Regions from separate parts of the Mus musculus genome. Here region 2 is linked to region 1. A link is a loop called in an ENCODE intact Hi-C map of the cell type or tissue named here. Cell type or tissue: heart. All regions are shown on one strand. Each heading gives the region's core, and the rest is flanking DNA. Links, peaks and the distances in the headings are about the cores only. Region 1 holds the start of Gm52560 (a long non-coding RNA gene). Region 2 overlaps Pla2g4e (phospholipase A2, group IVE).

What was found. Hi-C counts contacts between places; a loop is a spot of excess contacts. Peaks named below come from ENCODE experiments on the same cell type or tissue, not always from the same donor. Only the 100,000 strongest peaks of a DNase experiment are listed, where the experiment ranks them.
Region 2: a loop joins it to region 1, with 8 times the contacts of the local background. A loop is called at or near these places in 25 of 42 quality-filtered maps.

The regions. Positions count from the first base shown.
Region 1 is chr2:120,259,564-120,275,619 of GRCm38, forward strand. Pla2g4d (phospholipase A2, group IVD) reads right to left here. Exons shown (of 20, transcript NM_001024137.1): 13 at 15,671-15,893; 14 at 11,473-11,590; 15 at 11,032-11,169; 16 at 10,712-10,813; 17 at 10,390-10,584; 18 at 9,958-10,124; 19 at 9,206-9,392; 20 at 6,306-7,302. The coding sequence ends at 7,076. Gm52560 (a long non-coding RNA gene) reads left to right here and starts at 1,688. Exons shown (of 2, transcript XR_003954057.1): 1 at 1,688-3,095; 2 at 15,496-16,056. In heart, for the core only: a CTCF peak has its summit at 6,191 (motif pointing left); no DNase peak of the experiment used is centred there; H3K4me3 peaks cover 546 bases; H3K27ac peaks cover 294 bases; H3K27me3 peaks cover 3,470 bases.
Region 2 is chr2:120,165,200-120,181,255 of GRCm38, forward strand. Pla2g4e (phospholipase A2, group IVE) reads right to left here. Exons shown (of 20, transcript NM_177845.4): 13 at 11,523-11,745; 14 at 9,054-9,168; 15 at 8,454-8,591; 16 at 6,519-6,626; 17 at 5,909-6,112; 18 at 4,830-4,996; 19 at 3,273-3,456; 20 at 1,213-2,851. The coding sequence ends at 2,634. Among named protein-coding and RNA genes, the nearest start is that of Ehd4, 19 kb to the left of the region's middle. In heart, for the core only: CTCF peaks have their summits at 4,415 (motif pointing left) and 5,704 (motif pointing left); DNase peaks (open chromatin) are centred at 5,802 and 8,702; H3K27me3 peaks cover 596 bases.

The sequences.
Region 1 (16,056 bases), core at 2,829-10,828:
TTTCTGTGTGTCACTTATGGAAGGAAGGGAGGGAAAAAGAGAGAGATAGAGGCTAATGTCCCAGTCTCAGAGTCCACTCTATAGGTAGAGTCAGTGTCAGTCCCATACCTCAGGCAATCTCCATCTTCCCACTGTCCTTAGACATTCTCCTTGCTTCCCAGGCTCAGATGGTAGAAGTCACTTCTGCCTCATACAGACTCAGGTTCAAATCCAACCTGAATGTGCCCACCTCCTCACCCTGATAAAGGCTGTGAAAGTCATCTGCTCATCTCTGAGCCAATCTTTGTGGCTAGGGGAAGACGTGTCTTTGCTTGGCCAGGCCCCAGCTACAGGCCCACCACTTGATTTGAAGTAGAGTTAGCCAAGATCCCAGGCTGTGAGCTCAATGAGAATAGGGGGACATTGCCTAGGAAACCTCTAGTGCCTATTCCTAAAAGGGTAACAGCCACAGCTTGAAACAGTGAGTCCCCACTGTGTCCAGACTCTCGGAGCGGAGCAACCTGGACAAGGCACTTCGTCTTCCTGCGAGTTTTGCTTCTGCCTTGTGTGTGTTTGGTTTTAGTTCCGTGTAGCCCAAGCTGGCCTCAGATTCATTATGTAGCCAAAGGTGACTCTGAATTTCTGATTTTCCTCCCAGCGGCTCCTGAGTGCTAGGATTACAAGTATGTACTGCCATGCGGAGATTATATGCTTCTGGGGGTTAAATCCAGAGTGTGGCGAATGCTAAGCAAGCATTCTACCAACTGGGCTCCATCCCCAGCCCCAAGTGTGTGCTTCTCTGTCTGTGGATGAGAGTGATACTCTGAGGGTCTCTGACATCCTGCCCTGGGTGGTACCTGTGATGTCTTCCTCCCCTTTGCTACTTCCCTGCCTTGTAACATCACAGCTGGACCAATTACTTCAGAGACTCACACATTGACTCTCCAGCCCAGCAGTGCACTTCCTGGGTTTATCCTCAGGAACACCCACTGTGCTTCTGAGAGCACCTCTGAACATGGTGGTCTTCTCAGGCACCTGTCTCTTCCCAGGCAGTTCACTGAATCACAGATACTCAAGTCACAGGTCAGGAGTCTTCCCAGAGCCCTCAATCTTCTATTTCCTGCACTTTCTTTAAAATACTGACCTCTTCCATGAAGCGCAGGCAATTTGCAGCCTCCTTGATCATAGAGAGCCAGCTAAGTCAGGCTTCTATTCCTGCCCCACGGAAGCTAAATGAGACACAGGAGCCATGATAAAACAAACAAACAAACAAACAAAACAAAACAAAACAAAACAAACAAACAAACAAAACCGCAGTGGGGCCTGGAGAGATAGCACAGAATTAAGAGAACTGGCGGCTGTTCCAAAGGTCCTGGGTTCAATTCCCAGCATCCACAGGGCTCACAATTGTCTATAATTCCACTTCCAGGGGATCTAATACCCTCACATAGGCATGCAGACAGGCAGAGCACCAGAGTACATAAAAATAAATCAGAATGAAAGAAAGAAAGAAAGAAAGAAAGATAGAAAGAAAGAAAGAAAGAAAGAAAGAAAGAAAGAAAGAAAGAGAGAGAGAGAGAGAGAGAGAGAGGGAGGGAGGGAGGGAGGGAGGGTGGGAGGGAGGGAGAGAGAGAGAGAGAGAGAGAGAGAGAGAGAGAGAGAGAGAGAGAAAGGAAAAGAGGTGGTCACTTGGGAGACAAAGGTAGGAGTGATTTCCAGGCCAGTCAGGTCTATATAGCAAGATCCTATCTTAAACAGAACAAATTAAAACCAACCAAAAGGAAAAGGGAGGAGGAGAAGGAAGAAGAAGAGGTAGAAGAAGAAATAATGAAGGTGGTATCCATCCCAACCTTGTTCCTAAATCTTAAGAAAACAAACTAAGACCTCTTCGCCCAATATGGCAGGCTTTGTTTTCCCTGATGTGCATCAGTGTGAGCTGGTGGTCCACAGAGCCACAGAATCAACAGGACTTGTATGTGTTAGGGTTGATCCCAGGGTGTGGCACTCATTCTACCAACCGGGTTACACCCACAGCCCCAGGTGTCTGCTTCTTTGTCTGTAGAAGAGAGTGATACTCTGAGGGTCAGGTTTCGGTTCCTTGCCCCACAGAAGTTAAATGAGATCCAGGAGCTGTCATATTCTGAGGCTGTCTCTTAGCAATTTTGGGGATTAGTCCCAAGACCTCCCAAGATCCACAGATGTTCCAACCTCTTAAACAAAAGGACACAGTGTTTGTATAAAACCTACACAATCTTCCCATATAGTTTAAATGATCTCTGGGTGATTTGTAATTCCTAATACAAGGAATATGGCATATACAGTTGCTATGCTGTGTATTTTAGCAATAATGACAAGAAAAAATCTGTTATGTACAGATGCAATTGTTTTTCTGCATAGTTTCAGTGGGCTATAGATATACTGTGGGAGGTGGGTGGAGACAAAGAGAGAGAGAGAAAGAGGAAGAGAGAGAGACAGAGGTAGAGTAACTGAAAGAAACTGAGAAATAATTGAAATAAGTAGTTTCACACCATTGAGGAAGCTTGATAAGTCCAAAATTTGGTGGAGGAGGCCAGCAGGAATTCCCAGGGAAGACTTGCTATCTGAATCCAAAAGTGGCGTCATCAGAATTCCTGCCTCCTCAAGCCAGCCTATCAAGACCTTCGAGTGACTGGATGAGGTCCACCCACATGATGGAGAGGATTCTGTTGCATTCATATAGTAATTTCCATGTAAATCTCATTTAAAAGAGAAAGTCAGAGAAACCTCTAGAATACTGTTTGAATCCATTTCTAGGCACTGGGGCCCAACACTGACAATGTTAACCACCACAAACACCATGTCCTATATCAGGGTATATAAATTTCCAAGTTAAGGGCTTGAGATGGTTTGAATTTGGTTGGCCCAGGGAGTGGCACTATTAGGAGGTGTGGTGTTGTTGGAGGAAGTGTGTCATTGTGGGTGTGGGCAATGAGACCCTCCTCCTAACCACATGGGAGCCTGTCTTCTCCTAGCAGCCTTCAGATGAAGATGTAGAACTCCCAGCTCCTCCTGCACCATGCCTGCTTGGATGCTGCCATGCTCCTGCCTTGATGATAATGGACTGAATCTCTGAACCTGTAAGCCAGCCCCAATTAAATGTTGTCCATATAAGAGTTGCCTTGGTCATGGTGTCTGTTCACAGCAGTAAAAACCCTAGCTAAGACAGGACTTTTGAAAAATTCTGAGATTGTGTGAAATTTTATCAAGAATTACTTTCTTATTATTTTTGTTTGGTCTCTTAGTTGATACTTTTTAAAAAGTTTTCTGACACAATGCTATTCCTGCTATATATATCTTGCTCAGGAAAAAAAGATAATCAGTCTAGTTATTTGTGTTTGCCATTCCCATGACTACCACCTGTGCTGAACAGAAGGCAGAGCTAGGATATGCTGGGTCTTCCTGCTGGGCTTCATGTCTCTGCCTGTCTGCTCTGGGCCTCCTGAGGAGCCCATGGGCTGCAAGATGAGCAATATACCTCGACATCTGTGAGTAGGGCTGACACCTGCTGCTGTCAGTCCTCACCAGATTGGGAAGGGTGATAGCAGGGGAGACAAAGGCACATGCACACTCATGTGCCAGATATGGCAGTGGTCTCAGTCTGCCTCAGGCTGAGCATTCTGTGACCTCACCCCAGCTCTCTCTGACTTTTTCAATGTCTCTGAATGGATGGAGACTCTCCATCCATTTGCTCACTCTATGCCCCTCTCACACTCAAGAGCCTGAAAGCCTGGAGGTGCCCGAACCCCAGAGCAAAGACAGCTTGCAGCGTGCCATGTCTTCCTGGGTCTCGAGGTCACTGCTACAGAATGCATCTACAGCCTGAGGGAATGGCGCTCCACTCTCCCTTACCTCACTCAATTTTGGACCAGGTGGTTGCATATTTGAAGGTCCTTAGGACCACCAGATGCTGGAAGAGTTCAAACGTAGAGCTTCAGGAAAGCACTTGCTTGTCCTGGAAGTCTGAACAGTACTTCTAATCTTTAGTTCCTGCAGCCCATCAAGGCTAATGACCCCAAAACCATGGCATTCTGGGGCTTAGAAATTCCTTCTTAGGGTTGAAGGCAGAGACCAGACCTCACTTTGTATGAAGTTGGCTATCCATAAGTAGGATGTGTTATGCAAGACACAGGGTGTTCCCAAAGACACAGAGCTAAGTACTGCTTTAGAATCTGGGGACCGGTGTGGAAAAGGCACGTCTTGGTCTGTCTTTCCCACTTTCAAGTTTAGTGAGTTTCTATTTGTCTGTTTCGTCGTGCTTTGTTTTAGTTTAACATTCTTAAGATTTTATGTGTATGAGCATTTGTCTGCGTGTATATATGTGCACCATGTGAATGCCTGTTGTCTGTGGAGGCCAGAAGAGAGCATTAGATCCCCTGGAACTGGAGTTAAAGATGGCTATGAGTTACCATGTGGGTGCTGGGAATCAAACCTGGGTCCTCTGCAAGGGCAGTGCTCTGACCTGCTTAGCCCTCTCTCCAGCCCCTTAGACATTTTATGTTCCATCCATCCACCCATCCATCCATTGTAAGTGTATACTCATTTGCCACAGGTCAGAAGGCAACTTTTATGAAGTTGTTTCTCTCCTACCATGTGGGTCCAAGGGATTGAACTCAGGTTGTCATCTTGGCAGCAGGTACCTTTACCTGCGGTACATCTTACCAGCCTTGATTGTTTTGTTTGTTCATTTTTGGTTTGGGTTTTATTATTTTGAAACAGGGCCATGCTATGTAGACTTGGCTGGCCTGGAGCTCCCTGTGTAGATCAGACTGACCTCAAACTTGGTGCTAGGATTAATGTTATGTAACACCATGCCCAGCTTCCTGGTAGTTTTTTTGATGAAGATGATGTTGTTGGTTGGTTGGTGTTTGTTTGTTTTGTTCTGTTTTTGAGGCAGGGTTTTGCTGTGTAGCCCAAGCTGGCCTGTAACTTGCAGATCCCGTGTCTCAGATTCATGAGTGCTGGGAATACAGATGTGTACCACCATCCTTGTCTGTATTTAGTGATCTTGAGAAAGTTGCTTAACCCGTTGATGCCTACCAGCCAGAGACCACCAGGAACTTTGCTGGTAGTTGACAAATTTCATTTGTGGTTTTACCCAAGGAGGCAGCACATGGGAAACTGGAGAGCATCTCAGTAGAGGTGAGGGTGGGACTGAATGAAGGGTTTGGGCTTGTGAGAGATGATTTTAAGGGAATCTTCAAGGTAGCAAAGGTTTGCCCTGGCTTGGGTGCTGTCAGGAGAGAGACAGATATACAAGTGTGTATCTTCATAACTTTTATCTAGGAGGTAGTGAGTGAAGCAGGGATAAGAAGGCATGAGTGGTATCTTATCCACTCTTGAGCCAAGATCAGCTAACGTGAGTCAAACCTGTGACAGTCTTGACTCTTCCATGCTCAGCCACCTTAGGGAATGGTCGTCCCTTGTCTTGTTCTGTCACTGCATGGTAACCATGGTAACTGTTGTCACTATCACTCTGTGAGAGTGCTGCGGCCACAGGAGGGTAAGAGCCTCAGGGCACTCAGAGGCAGGAGCTGGTTTTCCTCCTCTCACTCCTGAATCTCACTACTGAAAGCACAGACGTGGTGATACCATCTGACATCACCGACCACAGTGAGAACGAAGAAGCTCAGCACGCAGCGCCCACGTAAAACAAAGTACCATGCGCAGTACACTGCACGGACACGGTGGCTGGGAAAAGCAAATTTATGGTATTACAAGAAAGCAAATCAAAGCCAGATACGGAAGAGGCAGCTGAGGGAGGACCCTGTGTGGGGACATCAGCTGAGGCCAAGCCCTGAGCTGAAGTCTCTCCTAAAGTTCCCACTTTGCCTCCTGCCAATGGAGCGAGTGTGTGTGTGTGTGTGTGTGTGTGTATAAGTGTAGGAGATAGAGAAAGATATGATAGCAATACACATGAAAAATTCTATGACATTGTCAGTGCAAGGGAGGTCAACATCCAAAAATCAGTAAATGGAGTGAGGCGCATGGATAGAATATAGGGAAAGACTCGCATGGTGGCTCACACTTTTAATCCCAGCACTCGCAGAGGCACAGGCAGGCAGATCCGGTGAGTCTGTGGCCATTTGGGTCTATATAATGAGATCCAGGCCAGCCAGGGATGAAGAGTGAGACTATCCCATCTTTAAGGGGATGTGATGCCCTCTTCTGGCACTTGGGTGTACATGCAGACAGAGCAACTTGTATATTAAATAAATTAAAATTAAAATTAAAAAAAACATAAAAATAAAAACAAACCCACCTGAGTATCCCAAGAGAGGCAAAAATTACGCGACAACATTCAATACCTTTTTATGATATCACTAACAACAAAACCACTCAACAAACTAGGGACAGAACAGAATGTTTTCAATCTGACAAAACCCAAACCCACTTAAGATTGAACAGCAAAACGGTAGGAAGCCTTGATGCTGTCCTTCCATATCAGAAATAAAACCAAGGATGGCTACTCTTGCCGTGTCCGTGGAGCACAATGTCCAGGATTCTAGTCAGGGCAATTCAGTCAGAACAAGAAATAAAACACATTCGAACCAGGAAGGAGGAAGGAAGACCATTTCTTTCATAGATCGCAAGATCCATAACTGAATTCCCTCCAGAATCCACCAAAAAGTATTCAAGCTGGTGAACTGAAGATTGCAGGATTCAAGTTCAAACTACAAAAACTAAGGAGATGTCCATTAGCAGTGAACAGTCTGCTGCCATCAGGTGTCTTATGTACGTGTCACAGGAGGTATTCAATTCCTCTAGGACCAACTGGAAACACAGGGAAGGATGGAGGGTGGGGTACGCCCTCTGGGCAGTGAGGCCAGCTGCAGTGGCTTCCATAGGTGTGCAAGACTGTCGCTCAGCCAGGCCCTGAGGAAGCTGAGCCCCATGGAAGGGGTCCTTTCCCTCCAGCCAGAAATACAAATGTGGGTGGAGAACTGGAAGCTCCAGCCAAAGGCACTGCCACTGTGCCTAGATGCAGGCTGAGTTAAGCCCTTGGAAGTTGGAGGATCATAGTGTGGTCTTCAGAGCCTCAGAGACCCCCTGAGAAGCCTCACGTCTTCACTCCCAATGGCCTGGTCTCTGAAGCCCTCCGTTTCAGAACTGTCCTCAGGGCCTGCAGGATAGTGCCCTGGTTGTTCTGAACATTGTAGTCAGAGAGCTGAAGCAACCGGTCGAAATCTTCGTTCTTGTAGGTCATGTTGTACATGAAGTAGGGGGAGGCAGCCCCTGTGAGATTCACCTGCCCAGCCTTGAGCTCATCAGGGCTGCGCCTGACACCTGCCAAGGATGAGAGGAGGGTCAGGAGCAGGGCCCAGAGGCCTCCATAGGTGTGCAAGACTGTCACTCAGCCAGGCCCTGGGGAAGCTGAGCCCCATGGAAGGGGTCCTTTTCCCTCCAGCCAGAAATACAAATGTGGATGATAAGAAACAAGTTTGAAGTAAGAGGAGTTTGGTCCCCCCTACAACTCCTACAACACATCCCATAGTTCAGACAGTTCATGGGGTTGCCCCACAGCTTCTTGGAGAGTCAGAAACTGAGAACGAGCAAAATTGAGATTAACGAAAGGATTCTTAAAGTTCCTGGTGGGAGCAAAGAGAAGACTTTCTTTGGAATTCTAAGGCCTGGCATCTGGCTACTTAGAAGGCTGAGGCAGGACTGTAAATTCAAGGCCTGGTCTACAGACTGAGATCGCAGACAGCCTGGACGATTAAAACATGGGCTGGGGATGTAGCTACTGAGCTCTTGCTAATATGTGGAAGAACTTGAAAGAAAGAGATAAAGAGAGAAAGGGAGAAAGGGGGAAAGGGGGAAAGGGGGAAAGGGGGAAAGGGGAGGGGAGGGGAGGAGAGGGGAGGGGAGGGAAGGGAAGGGAAGGGAAGGGAAGGGAAGGGAAGGGAAGGGAAGGGAAGGGAAGGGAAGAGAAGGGAAGGGAAAAGGGAAAAGGGAAGGAAAGGGAAAAGGGAAGGGAAGGGAAGGGAAAAGGGAAAAAGGAAGGGAAAAGGGAAGGGGAAGGGAAAAGGGAAAAGGGAAGGGAAGAGGGAAGGGAAGAGAAAAGGGAAGAGAAAAGGGAAGAGAAAAGGGAAGAGAAAAGGGAAGAGAAAAGGGAAGAGAAAAGGGAAGAGAAAAGGGAAGAGAAAAGGGAAGAGAAAAGGGAAGAGAAAAGGGAAGAGAAAAGGGAAGAGAAAAGGGAAGAGAAAAGGGAAGAGAAAAGGGAAGAGAAAAGGGAAGAGAAAAGGGAAGAGAAAAGGGAAGAGAAAAGGGAAGAGAAAAGGGAAGAGAAAAGGGAAGAGAAAAGGGAAGAGAAAAGGGAAGAGAAAAGGGAAGAGAAAAGGGAAGAGAAAAGGGAAGAGAAAAGGGAAGAGAAAAGGGAAGAGAAAAGGGAAGAGAAAAGGGAAAGGGAAGGGAAGGGAAGGGAAGGGAAAAGATGTGGGATCCGGGAGGACAACTGAGCAGTAAAAGTACTGGCTGCTTTTCCCGAGGACCTGGGTCTCACTCCCAGCCCCCACATGGTAGCTCACAACCATCTTTAGCTTCAGTTGCAGGGGTTCTGATACCCCTTTCTGGCCTCTTTGGGCCCCAGGGCATGCAAGTGGTGCACAGACACACATGCAGACAAAACACCCATATTTCAAAAAGAAAGAAAAAGAAAGAAAAGAAGAAAAAGTAGAGCCTTAATCCACGTGTGATAGTGCACTAATCCCAGCACTCAAGAAACTGAGGTTGAGGCCACATGTCGACTGGGGCTGTCCAGAAAGACCTTATATCAAAACAATCAAAAGAGAGTAAGTCTGGAAGGGTCAGAATTATGATCTCAACTAGAAAACTGGGGGGTAACGCACAAAGGCAGGCAATAGATTCCCCCACCCAAAGTAGACAAAAAAATCTGCCAAGCTGGTGGAAAGGGGGATGGGAAGGGATGCGAGGAGGGCTGAGATCGGGAAGTCAGTTGAGGAAAGGCTTAGTCCCTGAAAAGGGGTCCCAGGCCACACCGGGCACAAAACAGAGGGTCACTATAAAGTTCCAGGATAGCGACAAGTCCTTGAAACCCGAGAGCTTCACAAAGGTGTGAGCATCAGTGCCCAAGGCCAGGGAGGCGTGGCCAAAGAGCCCAGAGCCCAGCCCAAAGCCTTTCCTGGAGCTGTTCTGCCCACCAGGGAACCAGAAGGGAAGATGGCCTCACCAGGGGCTGAGTGATCCCTGAAGGAGTCATTGACCAGCGGGAAGTGCAGCACAACGGGTGCTTCCGGGCAGGTGGGGTCTGAGAAGAGGTAACATTCCTGGGGCTGGCTGTGGTCCTCTGGGCTGGGCTCCACACGGGGGAAGGGCAGGCCCCGAGCTCTGCTGTATTTCTCAGATTGCTGCAGCCCCTAGGGGGAGCAGAGAGCGGCCCAGAAGGAGCTGTGTTATCTCAGATTCACTGTAGGTACGTTCCAGTTCCCACTTGCTCCCTCAGCGTCAAGACAACAGCCTGGCCTTGCGCTGGCCCAAACTAAGGCCTCCAAGGGAATCCAAGGATCCCAGTAGTTAGAAATTATAGGTGGGAATGAAGATCCAGCAGCCTCCCCCACCCCCCTACTGTTATTACAGCATCAGTTGAATCTTAGCCCTGAAGAGCTCCAGTAGTGGACCTACATGTGATGCTGGCTGGCACTGCTGCCACCCAGACTTCCTAGGGAAAGTTGGGAGTTGGCCGTGGCAGTGCTTGGGGTCCCTTGCCAGCTCTGTTGTTGTATCCCAGAAATTCCCATTCACCTGTCTTGGGATCTCAGAGCTCAACCACCATCGCCGCCCTTCCCAATGGAGGACCCAGAAATACCCTATGGGTTACAGCTCCCTCCCTTAGTCATGGGAAGTGTGAGGCAGAGACCCTGCTGCTCATCCGTGGAGATGAACCTGGCCCCGCAGAGGGGTTCCCGCAGAGTGACTAGGCACCTTAAAGGGAAGGGATTGGTTGTAATTGAAGGAGATTATGAGGTCCACTTGGCGACCTGGGCGGAACAGGGAGGGACAGCTGCTGTTCATGAAGCAGCCAGCATCAATTAGGCAGAGCTGAGGGTCCTGTGGGGTCAGCTGATTCGGGGTGTCATCTAGGTTGCAATCTGATAGACAAGGCAATGCTGGTTAGAAGCAGTCACCCTTCCATAGGTAACGGCAACTCTCCTCTGATCCCATTCCCCTCCATGTCGCCTTATGTCTGATGTCACTCTTTGAATTCAGACCTTCCCCTAAACCCACAATGGGATCTCCAGACCACACCCCAGAAGAACATACATATGACCTCCTCACAAACCACTGCCAGCTATCAGCCACAACACAACCCCAACCAGGAGTCCGGTTGTGGGGACACATGGCCATGGTCCTTACCCGCCCAGGTGGAGAAGTGTCTCTGGTTACAGTAGTCCCGGTGCAGCTGGAGGCCATGGAGGAAGTTGGCGCTACGCTGGTGGAATGGCCTGCCAGTCAGAAAGCCCTTAAGTGCCTGGGCCAGAGCTGTTCCAGACTCCAGCCATGGGGCCTCCACACCAGAGGAGGTTCCTGCTGAGCCTGAGAACTCCTTCTCTGCATCAAGAGTAACAGACATTGCTTGTATGAGAAGCCCAAAAATACCTGTTCATGACCTCTCCCACCAGCCTCCAAAGGGGAATGGTCTCAGCCCGGGCTCCCCACTTCAACACCCCTCATTTACCTGAGTTCCGGACATCCACAGGGAAATTGTTTGAGTCTTTCCCATAGGTGATGTCATACCAGATATCCATCAGGTTCACAGAGAAAAGGTTGCTCCAGATACCTGAAAGCCAAATTCCCAAGAGGGGCCAGCCCTTAGATCCCTGTACCCTGTCTTTCCCACAGGGCACCAAATGATCCCCACTCTTGGGTCCCAGTAGAAAATGGGTGTGGGGAAAGAGCAATTTCATCAATACTCTTCCCACTGCCCACCTGTCCCTCACCCTGGGGTTCTGCCCAGATCTGAGCTACAGGAGTCCTACCCAGGAAGATAGGGCTTACCTTCCAGAAAGCAAATCTGGGACTCGGGAAGTCTCTTCATCAGCCGTCCCATGAAGAACTCAGAGCCGAAGAGCTCAGAAGGGACAAAGCCTCCATATTTCAGAAACCCAACTTCATAGGGAGAGAACTCTACCCATTCTAATGGGATGGAAAAGAGAGGCGGGGATGGGAGAGAGAGAGCAGGGACTCACAGGTCTGTTGAGAGCCTGTGAAACTGCCCCTTGCAGGCCTTTGGCTCCCTCCTGTCTGTTACCAACCCTGCAGGTATGAGGGAAGCAGACTCCTGGGTGACCATTCACTTATCCCTGTCCACATGCACAGACAACCCCACACCCAAGGACACAGTGCTCCGAGGGATGGCTCCCGGGCTCTGTGATACTGAATTCTCTGGGGTGTGGAGGAGTTGGAGTTTGTTAGAGGATGGGATGGGCAGGACTTTACCCTTGAAGTGGAGGGTTTCCAGATGGTTCTCTTTGACATTGAGGCTCAAGTAGAGAGGCAAAGGGTTCTGACCCCTCTCCAGTGCAGCTCTCTGTCCTGACAGCTTCTGATCTGTCACCTAGGGTCAGAAGCATGAAGACATGTCTCGGAAGCAGTAACTCCAACAGGTTCACGGCAGGGTAGGGTAGGAACATCAGAGTTCAGTGAGGAGGCTATAGCCCTGCTGAGGTCTGGAGGCTATGAGTGGCTGTGTGCAGCCAGCTCTGAGCAGCTCCATATATAGTCTACCATATCTCCTCCCATTCTGTCTTCACAGACATCACACAGACACATACACAGACACAGAGACACATGCACAGACACACACACACACAGACACATGCACAGATACACAGTCGCACACAGAGACACACACACAGACACACACAGAGAGACACATGCACAGACACACACACACAGACACACACAGAGAGACTCATGCACAGACACACACATGCACAGATAAACATAGACACAGAGACACATGCACAGACACACAGTCACACACAGAGACACACAAAGAGACACATGCACAGACACACACACACACAGAGACACATGCACAGATAGATACACAGTCACACACAGAGACACAGAGTCATACACAGAGACACACACAGACACATGCACAGACACACACATACACATACATACATACACACATTCATACAAAGACAGATACACATCACATATACCACACAAACACACAGAGACACAGACACATGCACACACACACACACACACAGAGATAGACTGTCACACACACACACACACACACACACACATACACACACACACACACACACACACACACACATACACCTTTCCAGGAAGCACACAGCAATCTTTTTGCCCACATTCTGCCCAGGGATATACCACCCTTTTCAGGTTCACTTTAATGCAGCTCAAGTCTCAGCTTCTTCCAAATGCTTTCCTGACATCCCTGCTCCATCAACAAAATATTAAGGAAAAAAGTGTTGAGAACTGAGGATGTAACTCAGTTGATAAAACAGTTCACCTAGCATTCACAAGACCCTGGGTTTGAGCCTTCACACTGCATAAAACAGGCATGGTGGCACATGTCTTGTAATCCAAGCACTTGAGGGATAGCAACCGGAGGATTAAGAGTTCAAGGCCAGCCTTAGCTACATAGCAAGTAGGATGCCAGCCCGAGCCACATGAAACTCTATCTCAAAAATATTACTATAAATCATATACATAAACTCATGCTGATGCCATTATTAGAGGATCAAATGATAAATAATAGGTTTTTTAAATAACCAGGGTCAAGCTGTAATTTTAACACCTCCTTTGTAAGTACACTGTCATAAGCTTTCCCCTCTACGTCAATTAGCTGTTGCCACCAGACGGAAACGTCAGTAAAAGTGCAACACATCCTGAACTGAATGTGAGCTTAAACAGTAGATTCAAGGGACACACGGGACACAGTAATACAATAAAGGCATTTCAAGCAATTACAGTGGTCTGACAAATTCAATGAGGTTTTGATTAGAATCCCAATGTTAATACTGAAACGTGACTAACTGATTCTGCAATGAGGACTAGAAGGCCAAGAACTGCCAGAATAATTTGAAAGAAGAATCTGAGTAGATGCTCATTGGTCGGCAGAATTAGTACTATGAGACTAAGCCTTCTAAACACAGCAGAAATGGTGCACATAAGAACTCACAGATACTGGAGGCACACACAGGGGCTGTGCACAGGGGCTGCACCAGACAGGGCCCAGTGCTAAGAGGAGAAGTGGACAAGCTCTCTCCAAAGACAGCCTCTTACAAGCAAAAACTTATTTTTCTCCAACAGGATCTCACTGGAGATATAATCCATTCTTAATAAGGGCAAGCCCCACACCCAGCAGTAGATGGCTAACAAAAAAACCCTAAATCAGTGGCATCCTTGGAGGTTCATAATGCTTTGTCAGGGCATCTGTTTTAACCTTTCAGGTCACTCGTGTATATATTATAGCTGCTGGGTTTGTGGTTTTGTGGAATTCCTGTGTCTATGCACATGTGGGTCTCTGTGCCTGGTTTTCATGTGGTTTTTCTTTGGCTCTTTTCCATTTGTTCTATTCAGATTTGTCTGTTTTTCTTTTATCTTATTTTATGATTATTCTTTAGCTGCCTGTGTGTTTTGTAATGAGAGAGAAGAAGGGTATGGATCTGGATAGAAGGGGGGGAGGATCTAGAAGCCGAGGGAGGGAAAATCAGAAGAACATCTATATTCAATAAAATAAAAATAGAAACAAATAAAATGACTATTTTGCTGAATGTTATCTACAACAGATCCAATAAAATCCCCCTTTAAATTCCAATGACATTCTTCACAGAACTCAAGAGTGGGTTCCAAAATTCACATGGAAGCACAGAGGAAAAAAAAACCTCAACTAGTCAGAGATCAAAAGAGCCACACTGGAGACATTATAATACCTGATCTCAAAATATGCTACAGAGCCATAGTAACAAAACAACACTAGCATGGCACAGGCACAGAAACAGAGACATGGAATAGAAGATTCAGAAATACATACATACAGCTGCAGTCTCCTGATTCTTGACAAAAATATATCAGAGAAGAGGCAGCCTCAACAACAACAGTGCTGGGGAAACTATAATCACACGTAGAAGGACTCTATATCCACACATAGAAGGACTCTATATCCACACATAGAAGGATTCTATAGTCACATGTAGAAGCATTCTATATCCACATGTAGAAGGATTCTATATCCATATGTAGAAGGATTCTATATCCACATATAGAAGGATTCTATATCCACATGTAGAAGGATTCTATATCCACATGTAGAAGGACTCTATATCCACATGTAGAAGGACTCTATATCCACACATAGAAGGACTCTATATCCACACATAGAAGGATTCTATATCCACACATAGAAGGATTCTATATCCACACATAGAAGGATTCTATAGTCACATGTAGAAGCATTCTATATCCACATGTAGAAGGATTCTATATCCATATGTAGAAGGATTCTATATCCACATATAGAAGGATTCTATATCCACATGTAGAAGGATTCTATATCCACATGTAGAAGGACTCTATATTCACATGTAGAAGGACTCTATATCCACACATAGAAGGACTCTATATCCACACATAGAAGGATTCTATATCCACACATAGAAGGACTCTATCCACATGTAGAAGGACTCTGTATCCACATGTAGAAGGACTCTATATCCACATGTAGAAGGACTCTATATCCACATGTAGAAGAATGAAACCAGTTCCCTATCTCTCATTCTGAATCCAAAATGAAGACAGTTTACAGAACAGGGGCAAAATGTCTTTGTTAGAGACTCACCTGACAGGGGACTAACATCTGGAATACATGAAGAGCTCAAAAGCCTAAGTACTCCAAACCCCAGACTCTAATCAAATTCTCAAAGAAGCACAAATGCCCAACAAATGTGATTCAGCATTCTTAGGCATAAAGGAAATGCAAGTCAAAGCTACATTGAGATGTCATCTTACTAAAGGCTCTCTCAGTGCGTATCAAGAAAATGAACATCAATAAATTCTAACAAGGATTTGAGGGAAAAGAAACAGCACACTGCTTCAGGGAATGTAAATTAGAGCAGTTGCTATGGAAGTGAATATTGAGGTCCAAAAACATACAAACAAACAAACACCCTACCTAAAATTAGAACTTCTTTACCTCGACCACTTCTGGACATCTGCCCAAAGAACTCTAGGTCACAACACCACTGCAACATCATATTTACTGCTACGGTGTTACTGCCAAGTTATGGAATCAGCCAAGGATTCCATCATCAGATGAATGGGTATAGGAAATACAAAATATACACAGTGACGTTTGCTGCAGCCACGGAGAATCAAGTGCATGCAACTGTAATTGAAGGGCTTACTCAGAAAGAACGCATCCTGGCATTGAACAGATACTAACGCTCATGCTCTTTGTTTGTTTGTTTGTGACAGAGTCCCCTGTGTACCAGGCTCGCCTACATTTGCTATGTAGTCTCTGCTGGCCTGGAACCACTTTTCCCCAATTTCCCAGGTGCTGAGACCCGATGCGGTCTCTCAGAGCCTCTTCCACCCTCAGTAGATGCGCTTGAAGACACAGCCATGCCATGCAGCTGAGAAGAGATCCTACCTGCCCATGCAGCTTGGACTCCAGCACCAGGCCCCACAGGTCTGCTACCGTGACGGTGTAGCCCTGCTCTTCCCGAAGCTTCAGTGTCTGGCGGTAGCTTGCCAAGTGTTCGGGGAGGAATTCCTTCAGCAGGGTTTTAGCCACATGCTCCCTAGCATGACTGATGGGTCCTTCGAGGTCCCTCTGTGACCACTCTGGGTCCCTGTACAGGTGGGCCATTGTCCTGGGGGAACAAGAGGATGAACGCTGAATCCCAATCCTGCCCTGTGTCTAATCCTTAAAGAGGGATTGTTGAGGTCCTTGATGCCAAGATAGTCCGTCTGGAGACGGATCCTGGGACTTCCTTCTAGTCCTGGTCTAGGTCTGGTATATATATACACACACAC
Region 2 (16,056 bases), core at 3,733-11,732, 93 kb before region 1:
CAATAAAAATGCCAACTGTGGGGCTGGAGAGATAGCTCAGCAGTTAAGAGCACTGACTGCTCTTCTGAAGGTCCCAAGTTCAAATTCCAGCAACCACATGGTGGCTCACAACTATCCATAATGAAATCTGACATCCTCTTCTGGGGTGTTTGAAGGCAGCTACAGTGTACTTATATATAATAATAAATAAATCTTTTTTAAAAATACCAACTATGCTTCACAATTCTAGGTTGTCCTGAAATTCTTTCTGTGTTGAAGCTAGGAATCCCAATTTGACCTGAACCAAAGCTTGACCAAAGCTTAGGGGACTCCTCAGGATGCTGAGTGACAGCATGACTCTGTCTCACTCCTGACAACCAAAATCTCTGAGTTCCTGGGAAGCAAATGGTTTGCAGCCTGCTGTGCACAAAGCCCGTGCTTCTGCTGATGCAGGCAGTCTTTAGCTTCCTTCGGTTCTTTCTGCCAAGCACAAGGACTGGAAGCAGCTCAGCTGCCCCACGTAGTGCTCCACTAGCTGATGACAACTTCATACAAACAGGGGAGTCCTCACTGCAAGCAGTGGCCACCCCTGCAGCAGTCAAGAAAGCTCTCTGAGCCGGGCGTGGTGGCGCACGCCTTTAATCCCAGCACTCGGGAGGCAGAGGCAGGCAGATTTCTGAGTTCGAGGCCAGCCGGGTCTACAAAGTGAGCTCCAGGACAGCCAGGGCTATACAGAGAAACCCTGTCTCGAAAAAACAAAACAAAACAAAACAAAACAAAAAAGAAAGCTCTCTGAAGAGACATGTGTGGACCAGGTCCCCTCTACTCCTAGAAGAAAAGAAAGACCAGAGGAGGGGGCTGGAGAGATGGCTCAGTGGGTAAGAGCACTGACTGCTCTTCTCAAGGTCCTGAGTTCAATTCCCAGCAACCACATGGTGGCTTACAACCACCATGAGATCTGACGCCCTCTTCTGTTGTGTCTAAAGTCAGCTACAGTGTACTTATGTATAATAATAAATGAATCTTTGACTCGGAGCAAGCAGAGGCTCAGAACCAACTGTACAGCTACAGTGTACTCACATACATAAAATAAATAAAATAAATCTTTGAAAAAAAAAAAAAAGAAAGACCAGAGGAGTGAATTGTAAACTGAGGGCAGAGGCGAGAGTTAGGAGCAAGGATGGGAGTCAGAAGTGCTTTGTGGCACCAGAAATGAAAACAGATGAACCAATATTCACCTTCATAACCACTTTATTCTGTGTTCAAATGGTACAGTGCTCTTATAAACTTTATATGCTATGGTGAGTCAAACCTTGCAAAATACAAGGTTCTATCTTGGCTCTCTTTGACAATTCAGAGCCTGTTCTCTACATGGGGGAAGCAAAAGCAATGCCAGCCAGCTACTCCAGTGGAGGGCTAGAGGAGGTGATGAACATCCAACTCACATCAGCAACACTTGGGTAGGGACCAGTTTTCCAGGCTCAGAAGCCCAGCTTATCAGTGGCTCAGCAGAGTCTATGGACTCATGCTCCCCAGGCTGGTAGGAGAGTGTGATAAATCCATCCTTCCCCAATGGTACCCACACAGGAGTCAACCCCCCTCACTGACAGGTAAGGCTGGAGCAGAGGCACTGGTGTCTCTTCACAGTATGGGTTCCTGTAGGTGTGGCTGGGTCTGGGCTTATAGCCAGGCCCAATCGAATCCACTTTAAATAGCAATGATGGAACCAGGAGTCCATTTGAAACATATAAACAACACCGTTGGGTGTCATTAATCTCTCAACAACCAGGACTGTGGAGGGATCATGTGGCTCAGAAAGAGGCCCTTGTCCTCCAGGCACGTTGGGCTCCCCAAAGGCCACATACCTAGCTGCCCTTTGGCTTTTACCTGCTCACTGCAGGGACCCCCTTCTATCTTTTAGTGAAGCCAGGAGGCTGGGTGTCCGGGTGTCCAGGGCTTCCCCAGAGATTCTCCTCCAAAGCTGAGGTCTTTGTCAGAGTCCTAACTCACCATTCTGAGGTCATCTTTCCTAACCTTATTCTCTGAGTCACTGTATAAGAACGTAGATAAATCGGCCATAGTGTTTCTGTGATAAATAAGAAGAATCATACTTATAAATAAATAACCCCATCTGCAAGCCAGAGAGATGCCAGAGGACGTTACTGGCGCCAGATAGCGTCATGCACCCGGTGCCGCTTGCCCACAGCCTGCCAAGGCTTCCCTGGATCCTCACTCTGTGAGCTTCTGCTGTTCTTGGTCTTCCTGGACATTTCTCTAGACTGGCCATGGAAGGAGGAAAAGGAGGGGAGGGGATGCTTAGGGAACTTTTGCCTCCAGCTCGAAGGGTGAGGGCTCTTGGGAACTAGCCACTCTCTGTGCCCACATATTCACATTCTATACTTGAGACTGTGTGGGAGTCTGTGACCCTGGTACCTTCCTTGCCAGAAAGTGGAGAGAAGCCCCAGGGGTATAAAACCCAATAGACTCTTCTTTTCTCTCTCACCTTTGTTCATTTGTAACATTTTACTAGAAAGCCCAGGCCAAGGTGTTGCGACCCTAGCCAGAGATCAGGGACAGCTGTGTGTGAGGTCTGCTTTGGGGGCGATGCTTCTGACAATAGAAGCAGACACGAGATAGATAGGACTCCCCCAGGCCTAGGAGGGACACTGGCTCCTCATGCGTTTCTTCTCCATTGCTAGTCTCAAGGCCTGAATGAGCTTATCTCTGTTATTGAGGATATTATATTCTGAGAGCTTCACCAGCTTGTCGAAGGCGGCCTCTGTGTACGTCAGCTCCTTGGTGGCATAGGGAGACTTTGGTCCATAGATGTTCAGCTGGCCCAGTTCCAGCTCGTCAGGACTTCGCTCTACACCTTGGGGCAGGAGGATATGTTATAGACACTTATGGTAGATTGTAAGGACTTGTTTATACACATAGACACTTGCATGTATGCACTCTCACACATATGTGTGTGCTCATACACAGACACACACAGAACAGACACACAGTCACACAGACACACACGTACGCGCGCACACACACACACCCTACATTTCTCCAGGCAGAGGCACAGTTCCTTTCTTTCAAGAGTCTACATAGCTGGGTATCATAAATTGGTCAAATGACTAACAGAGCAGAGACCATGTTGCCAACTCATGGATAAAGATGGAAGGAAGAAACTCTCTTTCTCTCTCTGGGCTCCGACTAGAGCTAAGCCAGGTGTCCCAACCAGGAGATTTCATCTATGTCCGGTGGGAACTGGACATAGAACATACAACATAGAGGGGGCTTACCTGGAGCCTTGTACTTCTGGAAGGTGTCACTGATGAGTGGGAAGTAAGCCACGATGGGGGCGTCGGGCTCCTGGGGATTCTCCATCACGTAGCACTCCTTGAGACTGTTGTCATCTTCCAGGATGGAGAAGCTGGGGAAGGGGATCTTCTGCTCGGTACAGTACTCACAGGTTTGTTTCAGGGGCTGCAACAGCATGGGAGAGCCGTGAGCACTGGAAGCCTGGGGTAGGGAGACCACACAGAGGTCCTGGGACTGGTTTCCTGATTGTCCTAGCTAACACTGCTCCCAACCTGCTTTGCCACTGTGTGGAATTTTTAGGGGGAAAAAGAAAAAGCTAGCTCAGGACAAAAAGCCCAGGCAGTAGGCTAGTGCCTAGCCAGCCTCGAGCTTCTTCCATGAATTTTTTAAACCCAGAAGCCCTGCTACTGCTACATCGACTAAAAGACAGACCAGTGAGATAGCGGGGGCATCCTGTGAGATTAACAGACTCTGGGCCCAGTCCCCTGGAGTCCTGACTAGCAGTGTCCAAGGGCTGGACTTTGAAAAGGTGCCGTTAAAAGTCCGAGTCCTGTGCCTGCCTTACTTGCATGTGTCCAGCTAGCTACTTAGTCTTGGTTCCCACCTCTGACCTAGGGATAGCAGTGACTGTGCCATCTACATAAAGAACTGGTGCAAGGGCCAGGTGAGAGCCTGGGTAGGGAAGTACACTGTCATTTATTTACAAACCCAGGTCACGATCATTGCTCTCTCTCTCTCTCTTTTTTTCCGAGACAGGGTTTCTCTGTGTAGCCCTGGCGTCCTGGAACTCGCTCTGTAGACCAGGCTGGCCTCGAACTCAGAAATCCGCCTGCCTCTGCCTCCCAAGTGCTGGGATTAAAGGCATGTGCCACCAACGCCCGGCTCATTGCTCTCATTTTTGTCTGTAATTCCCTTCTTCTCCCAGCTTTAGGCTGGATTTTATGTCAAAGTCAACCGGAAAAAAAAAAAAAAGAAAAGAAAAAAACAAAACAAACCAAAAAACAAAAACCAAAAAGCTCAGGATTTTCCCTTAAAGAGAAAGTAGTAGTAGTAATAATATAAATTCAATTCCCAGCAACCACATGGTGGCTCACAATATTTCTAATGGGATCTGATGCCCTCTTCTGGTTTGTCTGAAGATAGCTACAGTGTAGCCATATACACTATATGTGTGTGTGCGTGTATCAACAATACCACCATTGGTCACCTGTGTGATCATATGGAAAAAAATTTAAAAATAAGATACTACAAACGAATCATGATTTTTTTTTCAGCTGAAAAATGACCAAGTATATCAGATGCTCAAACGTGATAATAAAGTTGCCATTTACTGAGTGCATGTAAACCCCAAGTCCCAGCGCATGAAAGCCGGCCAGTTGCCTGTGAGATTTAGTCCTCTAGCCTGCACCGTGCCATGCCTTAGTCTCAGAGTGTGTTTGCAGAGCACATTCTTCCATTGCAGCCGCTCAGGCCTCTGAGGTGATGGTGCTGTAACCGCGCAGGAGCCCTGAAGCCGGGGATGTCTCTGTAATACTTGCCTTTGTCTGGGATCCTGCGCAGTAATTGAGGTGGATGATAAGGTCGACTTTTCTCTCTGGCCTAAGGAGGGGTGCGTAGCTGGAGTTGACAAAGAACGCAGTGTCCAGCAGGTTCAGGTGTTTTGCAAACTGTGTCAGCTGGTTTGGGAAGGTGTCCAGTACTGTGTCTGAAAGTCAAGCCTTCTCGTTACCATCCTACCAGGTGACCTGATGTCAGCTGTGGGTGAGGTGAAGGCCCTGGTATGTACTGAGTGCCCTCCCTGGAACTTTCTCTCTTCAGCCCCGGCCTCTAGCCTCCCACATACTCCCTAGGGCACTGAGTCCTACTTTTCTGTGTAGGCTAGTGGACACCAGCATGCTCTTGAAGCTTTAGCAAGTCTTCTATGGGTTATGCACACAAACCCACTGTGACCCATCCATAGACCTAGTGGTGAAGAAAGGGCTTAAGGGCATCTTATAAACTATGGATACCCACGGACCCAGAGTTATCAGCCCCGTTGTCACCAGAAAGCAAGGACAAAATAACAGTCCATGCTGAAGGGAATTTGCAGGCTGTGGACAAATAAAACAACAGAGAAGATTGCCATATGGTGGGATAGGACGAATGTTAGCCCTAGTCCCTAAAGCCTTTTCAAGGAGGCATACAGAATCCCAGCTATGAGAGTGTGGCCTAAGGCCTGGGGCTGTGAGACTGAGCTGGGTTGTGTGTCCTCAACTGCAATGGGGGCACCACTCACAGTCAAAGGTGCTCCCAAAAGATATTGCTAAAAAAGTCCATATTTTTCCATTTGTACAACTGGGCCAACTTCTGAAGCTGGAACTGCTAGGAAGATTCTGTGGTCACAGTCAATTAACTAATTAATGCCTATATTGCCCCCTGCTGGCAAAGCCATATTCATTCAAGCTCTCAGTCATAAATAGAGTGTCATGCCCTGCCCCACTCCCCTCCTCGCCACCTCCCTTACCCAAGCTGGCTGTGTTCTGCCCATTAACATGACCAGAGGAGACCATCTTCCTCTATGGCCACATCCATGCTTGCTTTTCCTTCCTCCCAACTTTGCCAGCCCAGGTTGTGGTACCTTTCCACATAGAGAACTGCCTGTTCTGTAAGTAGTCAGTATGCAGCTGCATCCCGTACAGGAAGTTGTGGAACTCAGACACGAAGGGCCTGCGTGTGAGGATTTCTCGGAAGGTGTTGGACAGCCATGTCGTTGGGATCACTACTGTGGTCTCTAGGGGGTTATCGTCACACCTAGGGATTTCAGGCAGGATGGGATCATCTTCTGTAGGGAGAAGGGATAGAGGGCAGGTTACAAAAGCTGGGGTAGTACCTGGTTGCTTGACCCCAGAGAGCGATCCATTTTATGAGACAAGGGTGGAGGATATGGAGGGTATAGAAAAGGAGAAAGAGAAGGTAGGAAGGCCCCGGCGAGGATGGCGAGCCCAGAAGTTTGGTTTTTCTCTGTGCTCACAGATTCCCTAGGCTTATCAGCTCTCTGGATATCAGAAGCATCCTTCTGGCCTCAGCATGAGTACCGCCTACAACCGCCCTGCCCCCAGTGATGCTCTAGGCAAACTGCCTTCCCATGTCTGGGGTGATGTGGAAACCCTGACAGGCAATCAGTCCTTGCTTCATGACCCATACCCAGTATATTCACTACCCAAGAGGGGAACTAGGGTGTCACCCACCGATGTCATGCAGTCTCTCCCTTGTCCACCTATAGAAAAACTCCTCTGAGGTGTGAGACAAATTCCAGGCATCAAGCAGGTTCAGGGAAAAGATGCTACTCCACAACCCTAGAGAAGCAGAGAGGTCATGAGCAACTGTCCCCAGACTCCCTGCCTGCCCACCCCAACTCTCACTGGTTCGGCCTTATCCCCATGCCTACTCTAGGCCAGGCTATTTGGAGGGTGGGGCAGGGCAGGGCCGACTTGGATTTCTGTCTCCCACAGGACAGTTCTATGCAGACTGACGGTACCAATGCTCAGCTCTTTTTCTCCCTTCCCTCAGTGCAGGGAGCAGGGAGTGCTTAAGGCATAGCTATGTCGGGGAATGACAGCTGAAAGTGTAGGCTTTAAGTTCAGGCCCTGCTCTGATCTTGCATCAGTCTACATGAAGAAAGCATTAAGACAGTATCTGGTATACAGTAAGCCTTGATACACATAAGGCTGGATCTTACTTTTAATGTAAAATTTATATAGTAATATTATAAAGATACATTAAAATTTCAATAATAATAATAATAATAAAGCCAGATATAGGAACTCACATCTGTAGTCCCAGTAGGGAGGTTGAAGCAAGAGGACTGACATGAATTTGAAACTAGCCTAGGATATTTATAAAATAAGTTCCAGGCCCACCTGGGCTACAGAGTGAGACCCTATCGCCAACAAGCAAATACTAATGATTATATTCTTAACTTAATTTAATTTCTCATCTTACATGGAGATGAGAAAACAGGTCCAGAGAAATTAGGTAATAGACAACCTCTGTGCAGCTAACATGTGAAGAACCAGATCAAACTGATCTACAGGTTTGAGAAGCATATGGGACCAAGTCTCAGGGAAGAAGGAACTGTGGGTTGTGAGCTGCAGTGTGGAGTTCGTAGAAGAAATGAGCCTTGAGTTAGATTTTCTGAAATGGGTTGCTCTGGAGTAAGTCGATAGACATCCTGTTTAAATAAAAGAAGTTCAAGCCGGGTGGTGGCGCATGCCTTTGATCCCGGCCCTCGGGAGGCAAAGGCAGGCGGATTTCTGAGTTCGAGGCCAGCCTGGTCTACAAAGTGAGTTCCAGGACAGCCAGAGCTGTCCTGTCAGTCTGTCAGTATACAGAGAAACCCTGTCTCCAAAAACAACAACAAAACAAACAAACAAAAAAAGAAGTTTAAACAGCAGCCCTTGAAGCTGTAATGATAGGCTTATTTTCTGAGGTCACTTTTTGCAGATGAGACTCTGAAGCAAAGGACAAAGATTGGCTGTCACAGTCCGTGGACCCTGTACTCAGTGACCTTGGCTTCTGAGGAACCAAAGAGCAAGGAACAGGGAGCTGGCTAGGCTTCCCCAACCAGTGGCTCTGTCCTTTCTGTTGGGGGTCTTCTCTGCCTGGGATCTGAGATGCTGTGTCTTTCCTGCAAGCAGACCCACTGCTGCCTGGAGCCAGGCAGGGAGAAAGTTGGGGTGCTAATCTTCTCTCTCATGGGGCTGGAGAGATGGCTCAGTGGTCAAGAGCACTGACTGCTCTTCTAGATAGAGGTCCTGAGTTCAAATCCCAGCCACAAATATCTTTTTAAAAATCTTTTTTTCCTATCTCAGCTTTCCATATCTCAGATCTTCCATGCAAGATCTTCTGAGTAAACCTCAAATAGACCACAGGAGCCCAGGGTGCTGGGATCCTCCCTTTACTGAAGTCTCCCTGGGCCTAACAGGCTTTGGGAAGATTAGAGCAGTTGCGATCTGGAAGTAGATTCAGGAGCTCCTCCTGGTTTCATGCAAAGCAGCAAATCCAGAAAGTTCAAGAGCTCAAGGCTAAGCAAGGCGACCAGCAATGGGCCCGGATTCTCCCTGTTATCTGTTAGTCAAAGGCAGGCCTGGCCCTCTCTGGGGCTGAGTATCTTAGGGAGTCACCTAGCATGTAGCACATCTCCGGCTCAGGAATCCTCTTCATCAGCCGCCCCATGAAGAACTCGGAGCCAAATAACTCGCTGGGGATGAAGGCTCCGTACTTCTGCATGCCCACCTCGTAGGGGGAGAACTCGAACCATTCTGTACACAGGGAACAACATTAGTCTCAGGTTGGGGAGTCATCCACACAGCCTTCCCTCCAGCCCCCCAGTGGCTCCAGGGCCATGGGGAGCTTGCGATTGCAAGTTGCAGTTCCCCTTTGTTACACAAGGGGGCACTTGCTGCAGGACAAAACAACTCTACAAATCGCTGGGCTCAACTTTTGCTCCCTGAAGTTGGATAAACAGGGGCAAAAATGGACCCTTCTACGTTCCCCTTTTGAGCAGCCTGAGAAAATCTTAGAGTTTCATTTTTCACCGTCTTCATTTCTCACTGACTCTTTAGATAAGCCCCGGAACGTTAGGAGACACTGCCTGATCGGCTCCACTTATGAGGGAGATTTCTTCAGCTGTGGGGCACTGTTTATTGATGTGGAGATTGGTAAAGGGTGTGTTGTACCCGCCAAGAAGGGACCCCATCTAAGTCACTAGCCAGCAGCGTTACCTCTGAAATCCTGGTTGCTTACATCATCCTTGACATTGATGGTGAGGTAGATGGGCAGAGGGTTCTGTCCCCTGCACAGAGCAGCTCGCTGATCTGACAGCTTGCATTCGTTTTTCTGTAGGGACACCAATGCTTAGCGGAGGTTGCTGACACTAAGTCAGTGAAGAACAAGAGAACAATCGGAACCCTTAACAGCTATTTCCAGGCTCCAGATGCCCCCAGGTGACTTGTATTGGCTGCAGCCGACTGGAGCTGTCAACTCTTAAATGCATTTGGAGAATGCATAGCTTCTTCTTAGGCTGCCTGGCAGCTAAGTAGGGTGGGGCTGGCTCTGTAATTTAAGGCTGTCTCCTGGGGTCTCAGGGTTCTCGTGTCTCAGGAGCTAGAGGATCTGGTGGAGGTCAGAAAGGGCACCATGGTTCCTTCTTAGTGCTATTATTTCCCATTCACTACTGAACCTGAGTGGCACCAGGAAATTTTGTCTTATTATTTTGGTGTGTTGGGTTCTCTCAAAATTTAAGAGGAAAATCTCTTTCCCCTGTCCCTCCCTCCTTATTTCTTCCTTCCTTCCTTCCTACCTTCCTTCCTTCCTTCCTACCTTCCTTCCTTCCTTCTTTCCTTCCTACCTTCCTTCCCTCTCTCCCTCCTTTCTTCTTTCCTTCCTTTCTCCCTCCCTCCCTCCTTCCTTTCCTCCTTTTTTTCCTTCCTTTCTCCCTCCCTCCCTCTCCCTCCCTCCCTCCTTTCTTCCTTTCCTCCTTCCTAACTAGAGGCTTAAAAACCTGAAAGTAGGTGACAGTCTAGGTAAACCCCAAGTCCCAAGAGTTCTGTGTGTCATTAAGGCAAATCCTGACACCTGGGCCACTGTGTCCCAAAGTGAATCAGGCAGCACAAATGAGGCAAAGCTGAGGTACTAGGGACCCAAGCTCTGACTATCTGTGGTTACCCTGTGCATAAAGACTCCGGACCCTGGGTGGAATGGCAAACACTTGTGCTGGCCAACAACTCTTAGCCCTTCTCTGAAGCAAAATAGGGTACTTATCACACGTGGACCCAGAGATCTGAACAATATAGGATTAAATGTCCTAAAAGTAAAGCCACAGACTCAGGGAAGAGCCCAGTTGGGTCAGGAGTACTGGAGGGCAGTGGGTTCCTGCTGCAGCCAGAGTGGAAGAGCAGAGGCCTCCTCCTAGCCGTGCCTCTCTCCTCCTAGCCCAGTTCTTCATTGCACGAGAGCCTCAGAACACTCAGACTCTCTGCCTAGAAAGCTGTCGTGTTTTCTCCTCATCATGTGGGCTACTATCGATTATTATTGCTACAAATTGTTTTGATGCCCGTTGTGATATTGCATGCTTTTAATCCCATCATGTGGGAGACAGAGGCAGATGGATCCAAGGCCCTCTTCTGACCTCTGTGGGCACACGTGGTACAACCCCCCCCACCCCCCACAGACACCCCACACACACACACACATACACACACGGAGGTGAAACAATCATACACATAAAATAAATCTAAATAATTATCTTTCACCTAAAAAAAATGAAAGAGGAATAAGTAAATATTACAGATGAGAGCTAGCCCAGTTTGGTGGCACATTCAGGTAATCCCAGCACTTGGAAGGAGGAAGCAAGAGAATAACTACAAGTTCAAAGCCAGCTCCAACTATGTGAGTCCCAGGCTAGCCTGGGCTATACAATGTGAGACTTTATCTCAGAACAACAACAAAAAATAAGAGTCAACTTATTGTTGACTGCTCAAAATGCCTCATTTCCTTTTCTTTTTATGTGTTTCATGTGTTTATATGTGTGGTATGCACACATATACTTAATGTGTGTTTGCATGCATGATGGTGTATGCAAGTGTGTATGTATGTATATATGTATGTATGTGTGTGTATGTGGGTGTATGTGTGTGTACATGTGTATGTATGTGTGTGTATATGTGTGTATGTGTGTATAGATTCCAAGGTTGACATCAGCTGTCTTCTTCAATTGCTTCTTACTTTGTTTGTTGAGGAAGGGTCTCTTGCTGGATCAGGAACTTAACACAAGGGTCTTGCTGTGAGTCTTTCCAGGCCACACAACACTTACATGCTTCTGTTTGGTTTTTCCTTGTCTTTGTGGGGTCAGACTGAAAGCATGATTAACAGCTCTCTAGCTCTGCTCAGCTCCTTTCCCATTTTCTCCTGTGGATGCTTTGGAATGGCTTTCAGAAAATACGCTTCGTGTATGCAGGGGAGCACCCAGGCTCGCCCAACATGGGGTCTTAGTTCTCTGAAAGGGATGTGAAAGATGACCTCACCATCTTTATCACCCCAATATGTGTTTGGACACCCCATGATTCTTCCAGCATGATGGTGCACCTGCAGGTCTAACCTAATGTTTTTGGCCATAGAGGCTCAGAGGAGGAAAGACTATGATTTGATACCAGTCTAGGCAGGTGGGACCCAGGAAAGACTTGAACACTCACTTTATCTCCCAGACTGTACTCGATCAGCTTGCCCCAAAAGTCTGTAAACGTGGTCTTATAGCCCTCCTGGCTATGCTTTTGGAGGTCCTCTCGCCATTTGTAGAGCTGATCTGGGAACAGGGCAGGCATCTTGTCTTTGACAACATGTCTCCGGGCCTCAAAGACAACAGTCTCCAGGTTTTTGGAGGACCACTCAGGATCACTGTACAAGGTAGCCATAGTCCTGGTGAGAGACAAGCACAGATGACCCTAGACCTGGTCTGAGCAACTCTATGTCCAGATGGGACAGAAGATGGGCAGATCATGAGATCATGGGGAGTCCCAAACCTGGCAGGAGAAGAGCCCAGAGGAGAGGGAATGAGGGAGGCCTGTGGCAAGAGACAAGCAAACACTGCACCTCGTAACTGACCGTTTCCCTCTCTTGAATGCATGTTGTATGTTGGGTGTATCACGATAGTTGAGATAAGAATTCTGGGCTCAGGGCTGGAGAGATGGCTCAGTGGTTAAGAGCACCGACTGCTCTTCTGAAGGTCCTGAGTTCAAATCCCAGCAACCACATGGTAGCTCACAACCACCCAGAATGAGATCTGATGCCCTCTTCTGGTTCTGGTGCATCTGAAGACAGCTACAGTGTACTTAGATATAATAATAAATAAATCTTAAAAAAAAAAAAAGATTTCTGGGCTCAGATCTTCCTGGGTTCAAAACCAAGCTCTACCACTCACTTGCTATGTGATCTTGGGGAAGCTACTTAGCCACTCTTTGCCTCAGTGTCCCTAACTGAAGTGGCAAAGAATTGTGATTGGTGTACCCAGCTCATACAGTTCTTGTAAAAAAAAATTAAAAAATCATAAAAGCTAGCATTGTGTGAAGCACCAGAGCTGTGAAGAGGTAGGGATGGGAACATCTGATTCCTGGATTGGCTGATTCCGGACTAGGACACTAATTCAAGCTTCACTTCCTGGAGCCCAGAGCTGCTCTTCCAGAGGACCCAGATTCAACTTCTAGTACCTACATAACAGCTTACAACTATCATTAACTCCAGATCTAGGGGATCCAACACCCTCTTCTGGCCTCTGCAAGCACCAGGCATGCACATGCTGCACAGAAATACATGCAGGCAAAACACTCACATACTTAAAGTAAGTATTGAAAAGGTTTGTTTCATCTCGTTGCTCCTCCTCTGCCTCTTCTCCTTCCCCTTCTTTCTCATTCTCCACCCCCTCTTTTCCTCCTTAACTTTTATGTGAGCCGGGCGTGGTGGCGCGCACGCCTTTAATCCCAGCACTCCGGAGGCAGAGGCAGGCGGATTTCTGAGTTCGAGGCCACCCTGGTCTACAGAGTGAGTTCCAGGACAGCCAGGGCTATACAGAGAAACCCTGTCTCGAAAAACCAAAAACCAAACCAAACCAAACCAAACCAAAACAAAACAAAAAAACCTTTTATGTGGACTGTGGTGAATGGAGGCAGCAAGGCTGGGCCTGAGGTCCTCTCTGTCTCCTGCTTGCCCCACAGAAGTCCAGCATGGCTCCGCTGAAGCGACTTAACTTTACAGTTATTTGGTAGCGGCCTTTGAACACAGGCCCTGGACTGAGTTAAAGCCCAGGTTTGGGGTCCAGTAAGATGGTTCAGCAGGGAAAGATGATTGCTGACAAGCATGGCTACCTGAGTTTGATCCTGGGCATCTCTGTGGTAAGAGGAAAGAACCAAGACCTGAAAGTTGTCCTCCACACGGGCATAGTCACACAAGCATTGTGTGAGTACACACGGACACATAATTTAAAATAATCTTTTAGAAGAAAGCTTTAAAAACTCCAGTCACGAGCTGAATGACCTTGACAAGCAATGGTCAGCTAACTCTCTGTTCTCCAGTTCAGTGGTCCTTAGCTGGGTCTGGGTCTGACTCTGTTGGATCAAACTTCTGTATGTCAACGTAGGGAAGGGCCCTCTTTATTCTGTTCCAGAGCACCCACAGTGGCAGGAGAATTTGTCTAAGGACTCCCAATATACAAACAAGTGTCTCCTTCCTTCTTAGGACTGGTTCCAAGAAAGATGGAAAATGGTGGGATTTCTTCTACAGATAGTACCCTGCCCTCCATAAAACTTATTTGTTACTTTCATACTTTTGAAAAGTTTCCCCAAACCCATTGCTAGTGTTTTATTAATTTAGTCTTCATTTATTAACAGGGTTTTATATAGACCAGGCTGGCCTCCAACTCAGTAGATAGCTGAGACTGTCCTAGAACTGCTGATCTTCTTGCCTCTTTCTACCCCCTGAGTGTTAGCTAGTATTAGAGGCATGTATCAGCTTGTTAATCTTTGTTGATTAAAAAAAAAAAAACTTAAAAATTGATTTGTTTATTCTGTGCTCTGTTTGAGTGTATACCTGACTGCCAGAAGAGGGCACCAGATCCCATTACAGATGGTTGTGAGCCACCATGTAGCTGCTAGGACTTGAACTCAGGACCTCTGGAAGAGCAGTCAGGGTTCTTAACCACTGAGCCATCTCTCTAGCCTGCTAACTGTTGTTTTAAAAGGCAATTTTCCCCATGCTTTCCCCAGTTCAGGGGCCCTGTGAATGTTTTACTTTGACATTCTGACTGGGCCTGAGGCCCTGTCTTCTGTCTACCACACAGTAGTCCAACAGAATAATACAGTGCCCCCATCCCTGCTGAAACAAGTTATCATTTTAAACATGTTTTTTTAATTATTATTACTGATTTTATTTTTGTTTGAGATGGGGTTTCATAATGAAACCCCGGCTAGTTTGAAACTTGGTAAGTAGATCAGGCTAGCCTTGAATTCACAAAAGTCCACCTGTCTCTGACTCCTGAGTGCTGGGCCACCATGTCCACTATAATAATAATAATTTAAAAAAATATGTGAGGCATTGGATCCCCTGAGAACTGGAGTTGCCGGCACTTTTGAATTTCCTGACATGGGTGATTGGAACTAAAGTTGGTTCCTCTGTAAGAGCTGCATGCTTTTCATAGCCAAGCATCTCTCTAGTGCTGTGACTTTATCTTTATAGCTATCTGGGTGTAGCCACTGAACCTGGACCCTGGATGGAGTTTAGATTTTAGATCTATGAATCCTGACATAGGTGACCTGGGGCTAGAACTTGTGCTTCTCTGCTATAGAGTAACAGTGGAGTCATTATGGGTGACCTCCTTACCTGCAGGTTCTTCACCTAGAGAGCTAACCAACTGTAGATTGAAATCATTCAGAAAACTCCTTCTGTTTACTGAACCTCTGTGGACTGTCATTATTCCCGAAATAAGAGAACATATCTACTTACAAAGAAATTGCATTGGTGCTGTAAGTAATCTAGAGATGACTTCAGGAACCCCTTAGGAGTGTGTGGGGGACATTATGCAGATAAATTGCCATGTATATAAGGGGCTTGACTATCAGCTGAGAGAAATAGATCCCTGGATATCCTGTAACCAGTCCCTTTAGGATGCTATGCCAGATGCAGAGGACAGCACTTCAACTTGTCCCACCTGATCCAAAGCATCTGAGGAGTAGCTATCAAGGGGGCTTCCCAGGACAGGTTAACATCCAAGCCCTCTGATCAGAGCCACGAGTTGTTCCACAGAAAGAAAAGGCACAGCAGAGGGACTGTGCCCTGACACAGTAAGATGTAGCTCTGGCTAAGAGGCATCTAGTAGTCACAGGGATGATTTTACTGAGCCCCTCCCACTACATAAAATATTAAAAGGTCTGAGTTAAGACTCTGGTGTATAGGGGCTGGAGAGATGGCTCAGCGGTTAAGAGCGGTTAAGAGCACTGACTGCTCTTTCAGAGGTCCTGAGTTCAATTCCCAGAAACCACATGGTGGCTCACAACCATCTGCAATGGGATCCGATGCCCTCTTCTGGTGTATCTGAAGACAGCTATAGTGTACTCACATACATAAAATAAATTAATAAATCCTTTAAAAAAAGACTCTCGTGTATAAAGACAACTGTGTCGGTGATATTCATTGAAACATTTTCATTAATCTATAAGCTCCTTTATTCCATTTGAGTTAAATATTAATGAACAAATAACACCCCCCCCCACTCCCCCTGGTGCTATGTCTCCTGTTAGATTTGACCCTACCAGGCTTCCTTTTAGGAGCCCAGCATCCACCTCCCTTTCACCTCAGCAGAGTCAGGAGGAGGCAGCCCTGTGCAAGCTCTACTCACTCCTTTCAGCTGCTTGAGGCTGAGGCACTGATAGGGCAGCAACAAGGACAAAGGATAGCACCGAGGCACTGCAGGGAAGCAAGCCAGAGCAACCCGGCTGGTTCTACCCATCCTGGGAGACTGGGCCAAGCCCCAAAAGAGGGTGGCTGCGTCTCACTAGGAAAGAAGGTAACACCAAGCTCATTTATCATTGGCCACCATGTTTTCTTGGACTGTGACCACAGCCCCAAGGACATAGCCAACAATGATCAATGTATACAGCAGCTCTGTGCTTAATACTGGGAGAGGCCAAGACTATTGCTAAGCCCACTTTACAGATCCAGCAACTGAGTCTAAGGAATTAA